Linked DNA regions of Homo sapiens: region 1 is linked to region 2. A link is a loop called in an ENCODE intact Hi-C map of the cell type or tissue named here. Cell type or tissue: ascending aorta. All regions are shown on one strand. Links, peaks and the distances in the headings refer to the core of each region. The heading gives the core; the rest is flanking DNA.

Evidence for each region. Peaks named below come from ENCODE experiments on the same cell type or tissue, not always from the same donor. Only the 100,000 strongest peaks of a DNase experiment are listed, where the experiment ranks them.
Region 1: it touches region 2 in a loop (14-fold over the local background); 3 of 110 quality-filtered maps call a loop at or near these places.

The regions. Positions count from the first base shown.
Region 1 is chr18:11,177,415-11,180,333 of GRCh38, forward strand. No RefSeq gene overlaps it. Among named protein-coding and RNA genes, the nearest start is that of PIEZO2, 29 kb to the left of the region's middle. In ascending aorta, for the core only: no CTCF peak of the experiment used is centred there; DNase peaks (open chromatin) are centred at 1,797 and 1,877; H3K27ac peaks cover 2,500 bases.
Region 2 is chr18:11,323,113-11,326,031 of GRCh38, forward strand. No RefSeq gene overlaps it. Among named protein-coding and RNA genes, the nearest start is that of LINC01928, 130 kb to the right of the region's middle. In ascending aorta, for the core only: no CTCF peak of the experiment used is centred there; no DNase peak of the experiment used is centred there; H3K27ac peaks cover 375 bases.

The DNA.
Region 1 (2,919 bases), core at 268-2,767, 150 kb before region 2:
TGTGTACCCAGAACATAGTAGGGTGTTTGGCACATAGCAGGCACTCAATATATAGCTGCTGACTGAATAAATGTTAAATGGAGGACTTGTCAGGTAGTCTGTTGGAATAAGGACATTAACACAGAAATCATTGTGAGCACTTCCTGCTTTGCAGGCACTATGTTAGAAACATGTTTACACTGTTTCATTTAATCCTAACAGTAACTCTGCAAGACAGGTGACTTCATCTCTGGCTGACAGAGGAGGTTATTCAAAGAGGAAGAGGTCAGACAGATGACCACGATCAAGCCCAGAGAACAGCAGAACCCCGTCTCTCGGGTGCCATAGACCTGGCCCATCCTGTCCTCAAGGGGCTGGATTAGCAGAGAGAAGGCACAGGTGACCAAATGGCCAAGAGCTATGACACGTTTCGCCCTGATTTCTGCCTGGCTGTGGTGGAGATCAGTGCTAATAGTTATGAGGAGGGAGAGAGGGATGAGAAGGTTTAATCTGAGTTGTGAGAGACAAGGAGAGTGGGAGAATCTGGCTGACCTTCATTATCTGCAAAGACAGGAAAGACTCCGATGGGGACACAAGGTGGTTCTGACTGAGGTCAGGCTGCCCTCAGGAAGGCCGGGGTAAGAAGTCCAGGAGCCGAAGTGGGAGAGTCCGGCTCCTCTGCTGGATGGAGGTGCCCTAAAGGGGGTCGCAGAGAGGCGGAACCTCATCAGATTTGCGATTCAGATTACTTTCTCTCTCTCTCTCTCTCTCTCTCTCTCTCTCTCTCTTTCTTTCTTTCTTTTTCTGGTGTCTTGCTCTGTCACCCAGGCTGGAGTGCAGTGGCGTGATCTCGGCTCACTGCAAGCTCCGCCTCCCGAGTTCAAGCCATTCTCCTGCCTCAGCCTCCCGAGTAGCTGGGACTACAGGGGCCCGCCACCACGCCCGGCTAATTTTTTTGCATTTCAGTAGAGACGGGGTTTCACCGTGTTAGCCAGGATGGTCTCTATCTCCTGACCTCGTGATCTGCCCGCCTCGGCCTCCCAAAGTGCTGGGATTACAGGCCTGAGCCACCGCGCCCGGCCCCAGAATACTTTTTCTAGCAACAGTCTGGAATGGTACTGATCCTGGAGACAGAATATGAAAAAGATCCTAGTTAAAATTGGAAAGAAAGATGAATGAATGTGGGGGTAAGGAACAGAGAAGAATTAAGGATGATCGCATTTCAGTGAAGAAGTGGAGAGGTTGATTGCAGAGGACTCAAAAAAAGCTCCATACGTAAATAAAGTAACATGATCAGATAATGTTTTGAAGAATTAACATATGTATTGTATTTTGATTCTGTGATTCTTCTCATCAGGGAGTTTGCCAGTGGCCCCAAGGGCCCAAGGGGAATTGCCAAGCCCATGTCATTCACTGCTGCAGAAAATCCCTGAAGACATAAGTGGTCCAGCAGTTTTTGCATCCAGGTCCTTTGATTGTGTTATTCCTTGTCACTTTGTCACAGTTTTCTCTGACTTAAATCAACCAGGAGAATAAATCAAACAGCAAGAGTAACCGACACAACGATTTCTGCCCAGCACAACCCACAGCTGGCTGAGTCTAGGTTCCATGGAGCGGGAGGGTGTGGGTGGCTAGCCATCCTTGTTACGCAATGGCAAGGTTGCTGGCTGAACGTCTTGTTGATGAGGTTTCTAATTTAAGGGGCCTGATAGAATGCTTATTTAGGATTTTGTAATGTGAGAAACAGACAAGTTTTGGTTACACTGGCGCTCGGCAGAGATAAGAAAATACACACGTGGTTCAATGCAGCCTTTCTTGTGGCTCTGGGGCCTGGTGCCCTTTCACAACTAACTTGCTGCCTCAGGACAGTGAGGCCATGTAAAAGCACCCCGTCCAGCTCACAGGAATCCCAGGAGGCTTTACAGTCACCATTTAGAGTTCTCCTTTGGGGTTAGTGACGGCATGAACGCCCACAGCTACGTACCAACTGAAGTCAGAGACGTGGTTTTACAGTGGAGCCAACTGACGTCGAGGTGGGCATTTCTCCAACATTGCCACCTCTGCTTGGTGCAGACAGGAGAAGCCATGTGGCAGCTGTCACAGATGACTGCAGTGGGAGTGTGGAAGGTGAGGACTTATAGGGGACTACCCAGGGAATGGTCCACATGACCCTTTGTGGGGCCTTACTAATGCCAGGACCTAAGGGGTACCATGTAGAGCTTTGTAAATTAAATATAAATAAAATAGGGTGGGTGCAGTAGCTCACGCCTGTAATCCTTATTCTTTGGGAAGCTGAGGTGGGAGGCTCACTTGAGCCCAGGAGTTTGAGATCAGCCTGGGCAACACAGGGAGACCCTATCTCTACAAAAAATACAAAAATGGGCTAGGCATGGTGGTGTGTACCTGTGGTCCCAGCCACTCAGGAGGCTGAGGTGGGTGGATTGCCTGAGCCCAGGAGGTTGACGCTGCAGTGAGCCATAATCATGTCACTGCACTCCAGCCTGGGTGACAGAGAGAGCTTGTCCCTAAAAATAAAAATAAAAATAAAAATAAAAATAAAATAAATAAATAAATAAAAGGAAAAGATACTGCCCTTTTGTAGGAACTGGTCATTCTGCATTCTTTTTCATCTGGAAACCTCATTTCTCTCCTTAAAGCTCATAGTTGCAAGGACAGAAGGACTGCGTTACCTATAGAATAAAATCTTCATGCCACAACACCTATGGCTTAAGGAACGAGTGTCCAAGAGAGCCACAGGAAAAACCAGGTTGGCATGAGATTGCAGTAGGCTTCATGAACAAGAAAGTTACAGCTACATCCAAAGGAGATTTTCTGGCTTCGCCCTCTAAAGCAGGCAATGAAACCCAGGGCTTAAACCCCAGGGCCAGTGACTCCACAGGGTGCAAAACCGCCTGGGCATGATGATTTATGGACCTGTCA
Region 2 (2,919 bases), core at 330-2,829:
CAGGGAGAATAGATGTAGATGGGGAGACAGAGAATCCCCAGCATATATTATTAGTGTAAATAGTTACAATTGACCATATGTAGGTGGTTACTGTCAGAAAGTGGACGCTTATATGCTGTTCAGTCTTTGCCATTCAAATGGCAAACTTTTCAAACTGGAGCAGAGTCGTCTAGCTCAGTTTTGCCTGTAATTATCTTTCTCTCTAAGGCAGCATCTGTACCATACCTTGCTTCCCACGTCCATTTCCATCCACTAGGGCAACACGGGCCCCATGCTTGTTTGTCAGAGGTTCGCTCTGTGGGGCGTCATGTCACGTGGAGTTCTGGACAGGGCGAGGCCCCTGAGGCTCTGACTCTTCTCTGCCCACAGCCCTGGGCTCTCTGTGCCTCGGGGCCACGTGTCCTCATCCAGCCTCGCAGCCAGGAACTGGAAACTCCCTCAGATTAACATCAAGTTCAATGCCAAATTCCTGGGAAAAAGCCCAGGAAACCATGAGTGTCTCCCAGGGTCCTGAGACTGAACAAGAGTGACTCGCAGAGACCCGCTGTCTTTTGCTTCCACGCCCCCACCCCCAGGGCTTTCTTGGCACCCCAGGGATTTATCTCCATCTGACCTTATCTTTCACACAGTTGTTCTGACTCATACTCCTCTTGGTGTTTACAGATCCCTCCATGACATGTAGTATTTATTTTTTACACAGGTTGTTCTTTAACTTTAAATCTAATTTAAATTTAACTAGCCGTGTGGCCACCGTATTGGGCAGTGAGGGCTTAGGCAGTCTCACTCACTAGCTGCGATGTTCACACCTGCCCCAAGAAAATCTCATTTTTTAATGGAAAGAAGTTAACAATTAACAAGTTAATCTTGTTCAGGTACTCTGCTGAGTGCCACTGTATACGTTATCTCATTCAAAACTCACCTCAGCTTCGTGACTAAAGAAAGTGAGGTTTGTCAAAAATCTCACTTTTTGAAGTGAGTTAGTGATGAAGGTTGGATTTGAACTCAGATATATGTTGTATCTTTTTAAGTTAGGTTTTTTTGTTCTATTTTCCCAGGGTTGCCATATAGTATAGTAGTTAAGATCCGAGCTTTGGAGGCAGGTAGGTCAGTTCTGCAGATTAGTTACTTGTGGCCTTGGGTTAGTTATCCAACCTGTCTAAAGCATCCTTTCTTCATTTGCAAAGAGGAGATAAAACAAGTAGCTCCTTTACATATTATGTGTGTTATATAACATTCTAGGTGTATTTCATGATGTAATACTTATATGCAGAACTTAACAACAATTTAATATTATTGTTAGTTATATGTAAAAAGTCATTTCAAATCATTCTTTAATTTAATCATTAAAGGAGAATCCCAAGGGCCTCTACCCAGCCACAATTTCTTGAACTCCTTGGAGATGATGGTTAAGAAGAAAGCATAATGCTCTCTATCTCATTTGATAAAAATCTTCAACAAGGGAAAAAATCAAAGCCTCTCTTGGCTCTGAAAGCATTTTTTCAGTTGTTTAAAATTTATGATTCAAGGGTTGTTTGGTTTTGCCTGCCATAATAATCATGGGAGGGTGTAAGATTTCGCCATAATAATCATGGGAGGGTGTAAGATTTCAACAACTATCTGCCATGAAGGCAAACATTTTCCTGTGTGCCAGGCCCTGGCTGATCTTGACAAGACACAGAGCTTTGAGTCTCAAATCAAGAGGTCACTGGAGCTTTAGCAGTCACCTGCAGCCACTGGGAAACGTGGTCTCAGAGTCCTAGGATTGCTCTCAGGAGAAGAAATCTTAAAGATTAGTCTTTTCAATCCCCTCACCCCGAAAGCCAAGGATGCAAGCACGTAACATTTAAAAAAATATTTGGCCCTGTGTTACTGTTCTGTCAAATATCAGGCATTACCAGTATTTTACATTAATTCCATTATTTTTTTCCAGAAGATTGTATCACAGTTAGCTAGACATATATCCATGATGGTATAATCCTGTTGACTCCTATTAAATTCTGGGAAATTGCTGACTGTTCTTCAGAAAGCCAAGAGTATTTCTCATGTGAGGGTTTTCTAAACAAACTCAACTGAGATTTTCACAGTTCATGTGTCAGGTGGTTATGTGGAAGAGTGCAAGGATCAAATAGCCCACAATGCCTCAGACCGGCCCACAACATATGTAGCTTTGATATAACTCAAGGACAGTGGGACGCTGGCAGGGTGGCAAGGGACAGTCACTGTGCTATACAGTGTAAAAAATTTCAAAAGTCAAATTTCTCTTTTGTCAGTTTCAAAATGACTGGCTGACTCATGCTAGTTCAATGGGCTAAAAAAGCCACAAAAATCTCAAAACCGTTGCTGATTCAGAGCAAAATGATGGTCTACAGCCTTTCTAGAGATAGGGCTTAAATTTGTGGAACATGTCTATTATGATGGGCGATAATCTTGATCACATTTAACATTAAAAGTAGATTTATGAGTGATGATGTAAGAAGATGCTGAGCAGGAAGGAACTCTGAGACTGGAGCTTCAGATGCTTGAGGATGAAGTGAATGGTCCTTTCATCCTTGCCCAGAGTGTCTCTGTCCCTCTCTCCACATGGAGACAGGTGACAGTAAAAGAAAAGCCCTGAGGTTTGCTAGGAGCTGGGGTCAGGTGCATCCTAAGATCTACCTCTTCCTGTCACCTTCTGAACATTTTTTATTAGTGGAAACATTATTTTTCTTCCATACAATGAAGTCAGTATCTTCTTTATTTTTTATTTTATTTTATTTTTTGTGAGATGGAGTCTCGCTTTGTCATGCAGGCTGGAGTGCAGTGGCACAATCTCAGCTCACTGCAACCTCTGCCTCCCGGGTTCAAGTGATTCTCCTGCCTCAGCCTCCAGAGTAGCTGGTACTACAGGTGTGTGCCATCACGCCTGGCCGTAGAGATGGG